Regions from separate parts of the Homo sapiens genome. Here region 2 is linked to region 1. The links are chromatin loops, found by intact Hi-C in ENCODE. Cell type or tissue: heart left ventricle. All regions are shown on one strand.

Region 1 (8,000 bases):
TAAAATTTCTGTTCTGATTTGTGACTGAATTTCATTTTATCTCTTATGATTTAAAGAGTATATGTATTCTAAAAAATCCAGTAACTTTTTCCACCTTGGTTCATGGAGCTGGTCTGCCTTCTTTCTTCCATGATGAACTTGCATATCTTCTATCTTTGTGTGCACATGTCTACACATATGCTACGGGTCCCAAAAGAATAACTGTTTCAAGAGGTTGATGTCTTTAAAAAACAAAAAAAAACGTCCTTAGTTTCTTTAAAAATACATAATTGCTGCCTCTCCAGAGATATTTTTACAGTGTGTCCCTAGAGGAGGAATTCCAGCTGATGGCCCAATGCAGGGCAGAGGCCCGTAGACAGACAGTCTGGCTCCAATTTATGCTCTGTGTTCACATGGCTAATAGGCGTTAGTATTTTGATTTAGAGAACTGCTGTACTGGATCCTGCCCTGGTTATACACTGGCAACATCTGGCTTAGAACCACACATTTAAAGGCCAAGAGCTATTTATTTTCTTCATCTTCCTCTTCTCTCTCTCTCTCTCTCTCTCTCTCTCACTCTCTCTCTCTCTCTATTCAGTAAAATGTCTGGGGAATAGTTTCAGTATTTTGATAGAGCAGTACACAGAATAAATTGGCAGTAGTTCAATTTGCTTCCTATTAAACTCTGTTGTAGACACTTTGAACCTTTTGGAACTGTTATAATATGTATAATATATATCAGAACTTCCACAAAACCCTGTTAGTGCCTTTATTATCCCACTTTTTTCCTCTATCCAAGATTTTGCTATCACCTCATTTTAGACCCTAAACTCAACATTCACTACACTTAAATGCAAATTAAAAAAAAGCAACTCTTGATTCATAAGGTGCCCATAATTCTACAAACATCTAATGAAAATGAGCAAACATCTCTGTATAAAACTTGGGTTCAATCCAGAAGTATGTTTCATTCTCACATGCCTGATAAAACAGTGGAATTGCAGGTGCTGGCAGCTCCCTCACAGCAGTTTGGCAAGATGGAGGGTGCCCAGCATTGCTAAGGCTACACCCACCAAATGTCCAGTCATCTTTCTGGGATTCTTGGATCTGTGAGTCCTTTAGCTGGAAAAATGCAGTGCTGTAATCTGCTCACTTAGAATTAGCTGTCCCAGTGACTTAGTAAGCTGGAAAAAAACAAAATTAAAATTAGATATTTGAAAGTAAGCCTGCCCCAGACATTCTCTTAGAAACAAGATCACCACCTCTTACAGGCATGGTTTTCCTTGGCTGATGGCATGACTAGCCCTGGCCCATCTGTGCCAAGACTTTGGCATGGCTGATGAAACCTCTCTCTTTCAATAGGCCTTGCTCTCTGGAAAGCTTAGTAAAATACAGCTAGTTCACACTCCAGCAAACCACAAACCTAAACTTTCCCAGTTACAAATGATATTTTGCCAAAATGCTTACTAAGTCCTGGCTCTCACAGAGTGTGTGATGTGGAATCTCCACAGCTTGAAAAACAAATGACCAGCCCTCCCAGTGCCGTGGGGTTGCATTCCAGTGGAGTGCTCAACTACAGTTTTTATCACACCACATGCCATGCTTGCTTGCTAGCAGATTCTTGCATTTTGCTTTTTTTAAAAAAAATTATGCTTGTTTGCATGCTTATCAGATGTACAAAATGCATTCTTCATGGATTTTCCTATCACTGTTTGGGTAGCACAGAGTTACGTACTTCAGAAGCATGGAATTGATCAAAGTAACAATCAAAAGGAACAGTATGTTTTCTCCCATCCCCATAAATCTGATCTGTAAATGCAAAGAATGTGAAGAATGAACATAAGAAATTCAATAATGGTATTTAAAACTTAAAAAGAAAAATTGGCAAATCATAGGATAAGAGCCTAACCAACCTGGTCTCCAGAAGGAAAACCTTTTAAATCAGATATTTCTGAACTCCTATCTGAAATATATATCTTTAGGGCAGTAATCATCAGAAACATAACAGACTAGTGTGGAGCTCAGTTTTATTGTCTTGCATCAGTGAACATTCCTCAGAAGCACAGAGCGTCACTAATGGAATTATATGTTTTCATGCTATAATTACATTTGATTTTTCCTGATATTTCTGTAGACTTTGTTCATGGTTCCATGACTAGGCAGAATAGTTTCATAGAATATCCTCAGCCTAGTTAATGCCTAGTTCCCCCAACCCTGTCAAAAAGACAGAGACTAATTATAGGAATTTTTCAACCAAAAAAGACAAAATGTTTTTTTTTTAATTTACACAACCTTTAGAGATTTTATTTCAACAAAAACATGATCAACAAAATGAAGAAAAAAGAATTTTATACTTGAAGGAAACAGAGCAAGGGGCCCTTCTGAGCTCTGAAACCCCTTGAGACACAAACTGGCACTTATTAATATTTTTTTTCTTTTGAGATACTGTTTCACTCTGTCACCCAAGCTGGAGTACAGTGGCATGATCTTGGCTCACTGCAACCTCCACCTCCAAGGTTCAAGGGATTCTCGTGCCTCAGCATCCTGAGTAGCTGGGATTACAAGCACACACCACTGTGTCCAGCTAATTTTTGTATTTTTAGTAGAAACAGGGTTTTACCATGTTGGCCAGGCTGGTCTCGAACTCCTGACCTCAAATGGTCTGCCTGCCTCAGCCTCCCAAAGTGCTGGGAACACAGGCGTGAGCCACTGTGCCTGGCCTACTTATTAATAATTTTATTCTTGTTTTTAATGAATATTTGTTGGCTAAAACAGAACTGATTTGATCTTTGGGTATATAGTCCCAAATGGTTCTGTCACTGGAAGACGGATGAATCCGGCAGCACAGTCAAGCTACCGGATGACATAATACCAGGAGGCCATCAGATATGTGAAGAGTCAGCATCCATTACTGAGAAATGAGAATCTCTGCCTATGAAATCCACATAAATCTCTAAATGAGAAGATGCAAACAATTAGAAAATTATGTTGAAATCCAGCGTATTATTATCTTGTCTCTATCTTCACTCACATCGTCTTAGTTTAGCTCTCATACCCCAGTGACCCCTTAGCACTCAATGCCTTTTTCTTAGCATTTAATTCCTATTCTCCAGGTTTTCATGGCTATAGAACACAGGATGACATCTCAAATATGTTTACACTTTAGGGCTTCCCCCTCAAAACATGATGAAAGGAAATATAGGAATAAAATGGATTATCATAGTGGAGGTGTGGAATGAAGAGTGGTTTCTCCTTGCAAATGGAATCAGTTCAGGGTGTAGATGAATACTGCTTGGCCTGACCTGGGTTGCAGGTTCTTATCATAAATTGAGTAAAGTTTGCATTACATTTCCCCAAGTTGAGATACATTTCTTGAAATGCCAACTATTAGAACGTTGAAAACACAATTTCGGCTCTCTCTTCTCAAATCCCTGCAGTCTGGCTCCTGGCCCAGCCACTCAACCCAAATCACCCTCTGAGGTCTTCCAAAATAACTTCCCAGCCAAAACCAATAGTATCCTTCTAGACTTGTCAGCTTTATTCAAAACCTTATTCTTCTCCCTGCTAACACCCATCTGGTCTCAAATTTTAAGGGTTTGTCCCTTCCAGGTTTTTTCTTTCTCTTATCTTCGGAGTTGCACCTATGAGCAGTTCTTCTTTAGACATCATTCCAACTTTGATAATTTTAAACACAATGTTTGAGCATGAATTACTTCCCTATTCCCATCCCTATCCCCAAATGCTCCTTTCTTTTTAGTCTTATATCTCTTGATGCTAGGCCTTCAGCTGCAGTTAATTATGGTAAAGTAACAACTCTGGTCTTGATTTTCGACTTCTTGCTGCTGTTTAATATCTTGGTTTCTGTAAACAAAAATTGAGTCATTTTAACTCTTTACTGACCCCATCACTTCCCAAAGCATATATTTTTTACCTGGATTACACTTAGAGAACTAATGTTCTTTTAGCTATTCTCACCCCTCCCTTCTTCAACCTTAGTCAAATGCAGGTTAGACCAAACTCTACACATGTTTGGATAGGGAGATTCCTCTTACCTTGTTGATAAAAATGCAATTAAAAATTAAGTGATGGTCGCACCATCCTCTGCCAGCTCTTCCTGTTTCACCTCCAGATAACATTCTCTACTCAAGTCCTATAAATACCCAGTTGACCTATTTTTCTCTATCTTTTAATTCTTATTATTTGTCATTATTCTTAAAAAGACATCCTTTCTTTTTAGTAAGTTTGCTCCATTCTTCAGCACCCCATCCAAATACCTTTCTCCAGAATACTTTCCATAGATTATATGTAAACTGGGTCATATGAACTAGCTGATTTCCTTCCTCCTTCTCTCCTCAACATACAGCTTTATGTGAAAATGTATGCTGAGTCATCGTTACGTATGTCTGAATTCCCAGGTGTGTCTGTGCATTTGGTATGTCTGAACCTTCTGGAAAGTCACCTTTTTGGAAAACTGAGAAATCTTTTGAATCTTCAGTAAAAACCCATGCAGTCTTCTCCCTCTTCCACCACAGCAATATGTGCTTAAAATATTTTTAATAATAAGCGCTTACTGAAATTTTACCTCATTATGTGTACATTTTCTTTACAGGATCCCCCCATGGCTGTAACCCTTGGACTCCGCATGGAAGAAATGATTTTTAATCTTGCTGATACTCATTTGTTTTTTAATGATTTAGAGGTAAGAATTTTACAAGGTACAAATAGTTGTATCCAACACCAGACCTCCTAGATGGTTTCTGTATCTGTAGATAACCTCGAGAAAACAGAAAGATAAAAATTCAGCTCAAGAGAAGCATAAAGTTCTTGTCAAGAGGAAAAATTGTATATACAAATATAAGCAGAAAGTTAATTTGTGTTCATGAATAATACATATGTAGAACAAAAATGTCTCTGAAGAGGAGATTGTTGGCTTTGCTGTCCTTACTGTCCACAGCTGTACATGACTCTTGGTTCTTTTAGTGTTTCAGCATTAGCTCTTCCAGATTATTAACCCGGAACCTATCTAGGTTAATCACTAAACGATATTCACAGACACTATTCATGGTGATAGCGTGGATCAATTAATTTTGTGGATAATCTGAAACTTAACTTTAGCTAACATTATCATTCCCCGTTTCTTTCCCTTCTGGATAAAACAGTGCTAGAACTATTTAAGCACATTTGATGCATTTAAATGCATTTATTTTCTCATTTTAAAAATTATGTTTCTATTTTCAACCTCAAATGGCAAGACAGTGTCTAAATGGCAAATAAGAGGAATAGAAAATAAAAATCAACAGCAAAATGAAACGACCCAAGGAAAAATAGCCTCAGAGTAGTTGAATGTGTACTGCAATAAAGTATGCCATCTGTGTGCTAATGACCTAGGTTATTAGACATTCAGATAATAGAATTCGAAATAACTAAATAGTTCAGGTTCTTGGCAGAAGTACTTCTCAGTCAAGCATAACTATGCTGAAATAGAGATTTCTCTTTCATTTTTTTTCAGATGGCATGTTTAAATTTATTTTTTATCTCATAGTTTCATAATTAAAGTTTTTATCTATAGTCATATTATGAATTGAGAGGGAGATTACTACTACTGAACCCCTACCTTGTTCTAGATATTTTATGTTGGACTTTCCATTAATTACTTAACAATGTATTGAAGTAAATGTGTTTATCACATTATTTATGCAAGGGAGAAACTGTATGGTCCACAACATACAAATCACATCTAAAGTTACCTGCTATCTAAATGGCAGAACTGGAATTTGAAGCAGATTTGCGTGGCTCCAGAGCACATACTTCTGACCCATCCTTTGCTGAAAATTTTACAAGTGTGTGAGAAAGAAAAGCCAAGTTATTGAGTTACTTAAATAACTTTTTTTTTTAATGCTCTAAGTTCTGGAGTACATGCGCAGAACGTGCAGGTTTGTTACATAGATATACACATGCTGTGGTGGTTTGCTGCACCCATCAACCCGTCATCTACATTAGGTATTTCTCCTAATGTTATCCCTCTCCTAGCCCTCCACCCCATCACAGGCCCCAGTGTGTGGTGTTCCCCTCCCTGTGTCCATGTGTTCTCATTATTCAACTCCCACTTATGAGTGAGAACATGCATTGTTTGGTTTTCTGTTCTTATGTTAGTTTGCTGAGAATGACGATTTCCAGCTTCATACATGTCCCTGCAAAGGACATGAACTCATCATTTTTTATGGCTGCATAGTATTCTATGGTGTATATGTGCCACATTTTCTTTATCCAGTCTATCATTGATGGGCATTTGGGTTGGTTCCAAGTCTTTGCTATTGAACATTGCTGCAGTAAAAATACATGTGCATGTGTCTTTATAGTAGAATGATTAATAATCCTTTGGGTATATACCCAGTAGTGGAATTGCTGGGTCAAATGGTATTTCTAGTTCTAGATGCTTGAGGAGTTGCCACACTGTCTTCCACAATGGTTGAACTAATTTACACTCCCACCAACACGCCAGTTAGAAAGTTTTTTTTTTTAAATGACAAGGTCTTAAATCCAGTTTGAGTTATATTTGAGACATGAGAGTAAAAATGAGTGGTTCAGTACATTCCATAAATGTGTGTGCTGAAATCTGTGTAATAGCATTTTGCTGTTGTTGTTGTTGTTTTTCTCTATGGTGAGTCATGTTTTTACTGAATAATACAATTACTGTCTGTTTAAAGCGGCATTCTTTTTTTTCTACAGTGGACAGTATGAAAGCTCATATTACTAGGCAAGCTTTCAGTTTTAGATAACAAATAATAATCACCTCTCTAAAACCTGATTTAAATTGATCCTGCTACTTATGAATACAGAATGATTTTATATATATATATCTGGTAATAACAAACACCTTAACCTTTCCACAACTTGAATTTTTTACATACAGCGATAACTTTTGGGGTTAGTTTTTCTGTTGATCAGTATGGATGAGTTGCATTGTAAAGAGGATCTTAATATTATTAGTCTTTTCAAAGGTATAAAAAGAAAAAAGAAATTTTATGTGGTAGTATCCAAGTAAAAGTGCTTATTTCATTTGGTTAATTATTTTTTACTGGAAATAAGTGGAATAAATGAACTTTTAGCTTTTGTAGTGGCACATTAGAAGCCAGATGGAATAAATTTGCTACCCAACTTTTAAAAGAACACTGCAGTGAGAAGGTGAAAGTAGCATATAATGAATTTGTAACTAACTAGCAAGTTTGAAATGAATATTGGTATATCAAAAACATGTTGTAGTCATGTATGGCACTTAAAGACATTTATTTTAGTTCAGGTACTATGTTATATGTATTTCAAAAATACCTGGCAGGATCTTTGGTAGAAGTAGTTCATGAGAAAATACTGGTATTGACTTTCTCTTCTCTGAGTATATAGCTTTTTAGTTGTGTTTTAGAATGTGATAAGAATTTCATTTGACTCAAACCCTAGAACTTAGCTATTCAACAATACTGTACTTAATCAATAAAATAATTGAGTTTCTGCAGATAAATTGAACTCTCACTGTATATGCGTGCCACACAAATGCTTGCACATCCAGATAAAGTGCCCAAGGAAACATAAATGATTTTTACTGACTTGAGTAAACAAGCACTAAAACCAATAGAATCAAAACAGTAGCTTTCAAAAGCATTCAGTACAGTTACATACATAGCGCCCTATCCTTCTGCATCTGACTTTGAAAGGCAGTTTTACTTTCACACAACTTTTTATTTCAATAAACCTCTTACAGCCAAAAATTGTCTTGGGCTCCATAACTGGAATTAAATGATTTCTACTCTTGTTGACAAAAAGAATTCCTCAAGAGAGTAACTCTAACATTAGCTTATTATGTTGTCATTGTTGATGTTGAATATTTAAGCTCTCAGGGTGCTTTTCTTAAAAAAAAAAAAAAAACCGAACCATCTAATTTGACACTCCATTCTTTCAGTAGATACTGCAACATATATAGTAGCAGCTGTTCCTCACATAATTCCTTAAAAGATACAAATTTAAAT
Region 2 (8,000 bases), 310 kb before region 1:
AAAGTCAAGAAATGAAAGAATGCATATCTAAACCACAATTTCCACTACTAAAACCTAACTATTCATAAGCGCAGACTCAAACACAGTTATGGTCGGTTTGGCTAGTGAATAGTAACCATATGAAAAGATGAGGGCTGATGAAAGAATGATAACTTGGTTTTTCTAGGATCACACACTCAGGGTTCAGGGAGGAAGCAGTAAATGAGTCATGTAGCTTTGAAAAAAAGGATAGAAGCTGGATCTACAGAAAGCAGCCAATGCTCAGCTTCAGTCAGCTTTTTAGCATGAGGGGATACAAGTGGAGTGTTTGTTGCCAGAGCTGAAGACTTTTTAAGTAATTGCAAAATTTAGATTTTTTTAATGTAAAATTTTCTAGATCTTAAATTATAGCTTGACATTTCTAAAAACATCCTGTGAGCCAAGAAAATATGTGAACAAACTGTAGATGACATGTGGGGCTATCCATGACCTCTAAGTAGAGAGAAGATGACATAACCATCTTCCTTAGATTAAAACGGAAACAAGAATAATGAAAACCCTTTCTGTCAAATTGGAAAAATACATTTATATTCTTATTTACATTTGCGTACGTTTAATTTTACACTCAAACTTATATGCAAACTTATACTTTATAGTTATATTCTTATTTAAATGTATACTTATATGGCCAGACTTGGTAGGTTTCGGTTCAAAATGAAGAAACTGAAGGGCAGTTTAGACCTAGATGGCAACAAGAAGAGTACGATTGTAAAAATGCCGACCTTATTACTTGGGTTTCAATCCAAGTTTTTAGGCAGCTTATTTTTCTGACCTTTAAAACCACCTTTGAATTTCTGATAAACACAGAACTAAGCTGAAAAGAAAAGGTATTTACAACATCACCTTTGGATAACTTTAAAGCTGCTCAAGTATTTTTGCAGTGACAGATTGGGATGGAATGCTGGGAAAATAACAGCACTGGAAACAAAGCAGACGGGTTTTATCTCAACTTTTTATATCCAACTGAAGCACACTTCACCTGTGAATAGTGATTATTAAGTTTCTTTCAAGGGAAGGGGGCCTGTAATTCACAAATGCTGCAGGTGTGAACTCCTAGGAGGCTTTTCTCCAACTGAAAGGACGTTAATCATTATTCATGGGTGAGATAGTCCATTTATTCCACAGCAGAGAAAGAATTCCTTTTTTATCTTCTTAAAACATGAGACCTTCAATTTTATAAGCTTCACAACAATAAAAGATTCCCTCTTAGAATTACATTTATTGGAGGTTGTTCTTATATTGTGCTCGTTTTTTAAATACTTGAATTTCTTGGAGTTACTAAAATGTCAGTAAGAGTGTGTAGTTTAAATAGTAATTAATTACTTATTCAACAAAATTTCCATAGGCATCTGGTTATTCTAGACCAATATTATCAATGCCTATGAATAGGAAATAAATTTTATCAAAATGAAATCCAAAAGAGTGGTTGTATTGGATTTTGTTTGTGTCAAGTGTTGCTTCAAGTAAGCGAGTCACTGGCTGAGTTTAGAAATCTTTTGGCTGCATAGAGATAATATATTTGTTGTGAAAATCAACTGACAGTGTAGATTCACAAACATCATATTTCTTGACAAGCTGTTAGCGAATATTCTTATTTTATTCCTCACTCCATACATTTCACTAATTTTCTGTTCATTTTTTTGAATATTGAAAATTTATTAAGATATGTATATATTTTTACAAACATATGGCTAGTCTTTTTGCTTTCAAGCAATGGTGTGCACATGATATAAATTCTTGCAGTTCATATGTGCATCTGAATGATGGTGCAGGAAAATCAGATATTGTAAAAGTATAGAATCATTTTTAATTTGCCTTTAACACTTGTTATCATGCTAGATTCCAAAACAAACAAACAAACAAACAAACTTTACTACCTAACTAGATTATGTTCAGAGAATACGCTGTGTAAACAAAGAGATTATTTCTTTCCTACTGAGGTATGGGCTGTATGGAAAATATAATTGAGAAATTCGAGAAATTCAAGAAATTCAGCCATGTCAAGCAACAGATAGGTGGACAAAATTATAGCAGATATTGGAAGTTAAACTGTAAACATTAAATGAACAAATGTGACAACTAAATAGCTGCCTTATTCAATTTAGTCAGCTTATCTACTTATACAGCAAAACCGTAAGTTAAATTTATCCAACTTTCAGTAATGTTTCACTATAAAACCAAAATGAAGCTTCAATTATAAATTTGGGTAGAAAAGATAGTGAGGTTATGGCTTAGGTTCATCCTGAAAAAGACAAAATCTGCTCTGTGGTTCAAATCTATAGAAATTGTATCTTGGAGTAAGTCTCATATAAATAGAAAATCTATCTAGTTTTTATTTCTTTGGTTTTTCAATTTTATTTGGAAAATTTTCCCCAATATAGCTAATACACAAGTAAAAGTTAAGGCAAATTAGTGAGAAGATTATCAATTCTTTTCCATGGGCGGGGAGAATAGGAAATATAGCTGCACAAGTACAAATAGCATACATTTTTCGTTCATTGGAAAGACATGAATCTCAGCCTTTTCTACCACGTATTGGAGTGAAACATCAACTTACTGTCATGGGGGAGAATGGCTTCCTATATTCTATCAATCATCTGGGTGAAGAATTACAACATACTCCTATGGCTATGGCCAGTCATAAGGACCTAAATGTGGAGACAACTCATAAATAATAAACCATCCAATTATTTGACAAGGTCTTTCTATTTGCTAAGAAAACTTGCCCATCAAAATCTGTAGAGAATTGAACTATCTTCTCCAAAGGCAAAGACAAGTCAGACACTGCAGACCCTCATGTACCTCAGCTGTAAAATACATGCAATTGCAAGGTCCATCTCAGTTGACCTCTGACTCCTTAGCTTCAAGTGGCTTCTTGTTGTCATTACTGGATTGTGGTGGTTTCTTCCTTAGCTCTGTAGTACAGCTTCTTCACTCCACATGAAACATGTTTACTGCCTCTCTCCCACTTGCTGTCTTCACTGTGTGAACTGAGTCTATTTTTAGGTCCTGCCTATTCTTCTGTCTCAGTCTTGGTCCTCAGAGAAGACCACCACCCAGGTCGGAGAGCTGTCAAAACAACTCACCAGTATCTGAGGTACACTTTCCCAGTCACTGAGAAATCGACTTCCATTAAAAAGCAAATTCGGGAAGGGAAAATGTATTTCACTGTTACATCTTTCCAAGCTTCACCATATCCCAACACAAATGAACTGGATTGTTAAATTTAAACACTGGGTCTGTATTCCTCCAGAATCGTAGGAGGAACAGTGCCTCCCAAAAACTTTCTCAAAGTGAAGGAGAAATTGCTCTCAAATGCTAGTTATAAATGTGTAATCTGAACTCCAGCCACTCTACGGGGCAGCAGAAGAATTTATGATGTGCTAAATATTTCCTTTGTTCTTCCCAGTGGTAGCCTGCTGTAGCAATTAGAAAGCAACTGGCTCCACATAGAAACTGCTAGAATTTTCTCAAGAATTGTTGATAACTGTTCAACAGGCTCAGTGAACAGGATTTTCTTATTGTGCAGAATTCAGATTTTTAATTTCCTTTCAAGGTCCTATTTTCTAAAATATTTTCTAAATTTTTCTTCCTTCTTCCCTGCTGCCTTTCCATTGCCCCCTTTATAAGGAGAGAAGAGAGGTCAAGATGACTGCTGTAAACCAATGGAAGCCCAAGGTCTTCGACTTCTAACACTGCAATCCTTTTTAAAGCCATATAAAGGTCCTTTGTGTTGCTATCAAAAACACCTCTGACCTCCTCTTTCTTGTTTTCATATAAAGTGACAGCTCTGTCCCATCCTTCATAAAAAGGCAAAAAAAAAAAAAAAAAAAAAAACCCTGCCAATACCATCCTTCTTCAGAAGCCAGACACTATTAATCATCAGCAGGAGGCAGTATGGCTTCAATTAGCTACACAGTGTTCAATAAATTCTCAGTTATTCTGAGTGTGTGTGTGTGTGTGTGTGTGTGTGTGTGTGTGTGGTGGTGGCCTTAGTGCTGGACAATGTTCTATCTGCTTTACATGGATTAATTCTGTGAAGATGGTGCTATTACTATGCCCATTTCAGAACTGAAGAGATAGAAATACAGAAAAGCTAAATAATGTGCTCAAAATCACACAGCTCATTAGTGGCAGAGCTGAAAATAGTTCCAAAGTAAAGGTCCCTGACTGAGAGAGCAAATGTCTTTGAAAGGCAATTTGGCAGCATGGGTGAGGGCCAGATTGTAACATCTGCCACTCACTCAGGCTATGTAATCCCAAGCAAGTTACATAACCTCTGTGTGCCTCAGATTCATGGTCTACATAATGGAGTAACAGTAGTACCCAGCTCACAGAGTGTTTGTGAAGATTAAATGAGAAATACATATTAAGCGCTTAGAACAGTGCTAGGCATATGTTAAGCACTATGTAGAGGTTATGTTTTATAATCCACACCAGTTTTTCAAAGAGTAAGTCTTAGTATATACAGAAAATTAGCTGCCTCGGTATCTCCACTCTCTTTATTTAATAGGTATGACTCACCAAGCTAGTTGGAAGAGATGAGATGAATGAGATACCGTATCTAACCTGAGGTGTATAATGGTTTCATGAAATAAAAATATGTACACAAATTATAGGAAAATATAATACATACTCTAATACATGCAGGTTAAGTTTTTTACATGACAGAGGGAGTGTGAACTCCACCTTTCAGATGGAGAGATGTTTAGGAAAGGCTTCTAAAAAATTGGAGCCATAATCCTATGTATTATGAATGTGATTAGGACACTTTCAAAGATAAGCATTGAAGGAAGAGGAGGAATTAGCTGTAAGTGGGGTAGGAAATCCCAGGATTGGGAACAGCATAGGAAAGGCGGAAAGGAAGGAAGGCATGGTGGATGCAGGAAATCGCTTGGTAACGAAGTATGTGTGTGTTTGGATATTGAACAAAGCAGGGAAGATGTGACTAGAGACTTTCAGAGCCCAATTCATGCACTGTTGCCATTATTCTCCTGAAGGGCCACCCTGATCAAGACTCTCCCCTATTAAAAGACCTCAGCATTTCTCCAGTGCTGTGGTTTGAATTGTGTTCCCTCCAAAATTTGTGTTGAAATCCTAAACCCCGGTACCTCAGAATGTGTTTGAAAATAAGGTTATTGTAGATATAATTAGTCAAGTCAGGATGAGTTCTACTGGAGCTGAGTGGGTCTGTAATCCAATATGACTGCTGTCCCTATAAAAGGGAGAAATTTGAACAGAGACACACTCACAGGGAGAATGCCATATGAAGATGAAGGCAAAGATTAGGGTGAGGCATCTACAAGCCAAGAAATGCCAAAGATTGCCAGCAAACCACAAGGAGCTAGGAGAGAAGCAGGGAACAGATTCTCCCTCAGAGCCTCCAGAAGGAACTAACCCTGTAAAAACTTAGATGTTGGACTTCTAGACTCCATAACTGTGAGGCAATAAATTTCCATTGTTTAAGTCACCCAGTTTGTGGATACTTCTTACCAGCAGTCCTAGCAAACCAATACACCCACCAGCACAACATTTTTACTGCATTTTTAAATTTTTTTCCTTGGATTTTCTAAGATAACATACCAGGTTGCGAATTGGTAAGGAATGTGGGAAATTAATAGGGAGGTAAGAGGACTATACCTACCCTAGCTTTCTTCTTGACATTCAAGAATGTTATGCTTCCTTCTCCGGCTGATGAGAAGCACTACAGCACTTACTACTCTGAGAACACACTCTTTATTCTCTTGCATCCTTGCCTTGATTCTTAATTTTTTCTTACATATAGAACATATTTTCTTGCCATGTAATTATTGCTCAGATTTCTTTGACTCATTCTCAAAAACCCAGCTGAAGTGTTCCCTCTTCTACAAAGCATTTATCTGAGACTGGCTCTTATATTTTCTTTTTTTTTTTCTTTATGGTGCTTTAAATCATCTGTCATGTACCAGACAAATCAGCAAGTCTTCTACTTGTCTTCTGACTCTGAACAAAATGTGCAATCCTTTAGAGCAGGGACAATAAGTATTTCATTCTTCATTTATTCTAGAAATTATTATTATGGTATTTGACTTATGGTAAATGTTTGCATATTCATTGTACTTTGTAGTGAAACTCTAGTGAGCATAATTAGTGATTCATTCAGTAATTTAGTTCTGCATTATTGTGGTTGGAGTCCAATTAGACATATGTTATTCCAGCTAACATTGTCCGTTGTTTGCTGATAGCCTGTTTCTTTAATTTTATAATACCTGTTTTAATATTCTTATGTACTAATTCTGTCATCTTTTCATTGCTGGGTCTGTTTCTATTGACTGATCTTTCTCCTCATTATGGCTTTTATTATCCTGCTACTTTGCTTGTTTGATAAGTTTTGATTGGATGCCAAAGATTGTAAATTTTGTTTTTGAGTGCCGGATTTTTTTTGTATTTTAAAAAATGATTTAATCTCTGTTCTGGCATACAGATGAATTTTAGGAATCAGTTTTAAGATTTGCTTTTAGGCTTTACTACGTTGGGTCCAGAATAGCTTTTAATTAGAGATACTTTATCTTCACTACTGATGCAATACCTTTGGAGGATTCTGTCTCATGAACTAGGTCTCTGAATTCTTGCTGAAAACACAACCCATTCCCTCCCTTGTGTGAGCTTTGGAGTCATTTATCCAGATATTTCTTTCCAGTGGTTCTTTCTCTGGATTCTGGCATTTTCCTCTAATGTATATATGGTACTCAGCCAAAGATTTAAGGAAGCTCCTCTGTAGATTTCTGGAGCTCTCTTTCTGTCCAGATCCCTTTGCTCTGAGTCTGCCACTTGAATCCTAGCTGCCTTAACCTCCTCAGACTACCAACTCTGTCTCATCTCAACAAGATCACTAGGCTCTCTTTGGGTTCATTCTCCCTGTACTATGGCCTAAAACCTCTCTTAGGCAGATAATTGGAGTCACTTCATTTGTTTTGCTTCTCCTAGGAATCACTGACTTGTGGTATCTCTTGTCTACCTCTTGAAAATCATGGTTTTAGAGATTTCGTCTAGTTTTCCAGTTATTTTAGGCAGAAAGGTAAATTTAATCTCAGTTACTCTACAAAAGCCTGCAAAATGGCTACAATGTGGTATTTGTAAACATTAATTAGAAAGTACTGTAAAGAGAAACAGAAAATAAAATACTACATGTTCTTACTTATAAGCTGAGGCTAAACAATGGATACATATGTTCATAAAGACGGAAATAATAGACACTGGTAACTCTGAAAAAGTGGAAGGTGGGAGGGGGGCAAAGTTTGAAAAGCTACCTATTGGGTACTTTGTTCATTATTTGGGTGATGGGTTCATTAGAAGCCCAAACCTCAATATCATGCAGTATATCCATGTAATAAACCAAGACATACACCCCATGAATCCAAAATTAAATTAAACTTAAAAGAAGAAAGTACTGTAAAGAGTACCATGACTGAAGCTAAATAAATTTGCTGTTTTGTGTGAAGATCTGCCATTATTATTTTTTCTTTTTATTTAACTTTTATTTTAAGTTCAGGGTTACAAGTGCAGGTTCGTTGCACAGGTTAATTTGTGTCATAAAGATCTGTTGTACAGATTATTTTATCATCCAGGTATTAAGCTTACTACCCATTAGTTATTTTTCCTGATCCTCTCCCTCCTCCCACCCATCACCCTCCAAAAGGCCCCAGTGTGTGTTGTTCTCCTCTATGTGTCCATCTCTTAACTAATAGTAAACACTGTAAGAACAATATTGCGTCTGAATCTTTCATTTTATATTTGTTCCTCTGGAAGGAATATTTTTAAAAGTTTGGGAGAGAGATCTGCAAGAAATGGATCAACATAGGACTTTGGAGTCATACACACCTATATTCTAATCCTAATCTTCTCCCTCAGGTAGCATAACCTATGGCTACTTACCCTCTCAGCCCCTTTCTTCAATTGTGAAACAGAAGCTAACACAATAA

The links. Peaks named below come from ENCODE experiments on the same cell type or tissue, not always from the same donor. Only the 100,000 strongest peaks of a DNase experiment are listed, where the experiment ranks them.
Region 2: a loop joins it to region 1, with 3 times the contacts of the local background. A loop is called at or near these places in 64 of 110 quality-filtered maps.

Annotation. Positions count from the first base shown.
Region 1 is chr6:133,501,518-133,509,517 of GRCh38, forward strand. EYA4 (EYA transcriptional coactivator and phosphatase 4) reads left to right here. Exons shown (of 20, transcript NM_004100.5): 14 at 4,589-4,678. It overlaps TARID (TCF21 antisense RNA inducing promoter demethylation), which reads right to left. Exons shown (of 9, transcript NR_109982.1): 7 at 5,727-5,804; 8 at 4,562-4,753; 9 at 735-1,163. Among named protein-coding and RNA genes, the nearest start is that of EYA4-AS2, 49 kb to the left of the region's middle. RefSeq lists an enhancer at 3,634-4,833. In heart left ventricle, no CTCF peak of the experiment used is centred here; a DNase peak (open chromatin) is centred at 3,474; H3K27ac peaks cover 1,621 bases.
Region 2 is chr6:133,188,095-133,196,094 of GRCh38, forward strand. No RefSeq gene overlaps it. Among named protein-coding and RNA genes, the nearest start is that of EYA4, 49 kb to the right of the region's middle. In heart left ventricle, no CTCF peak of the experiment used is centred here; no DNase peak of the experiment used is centred here.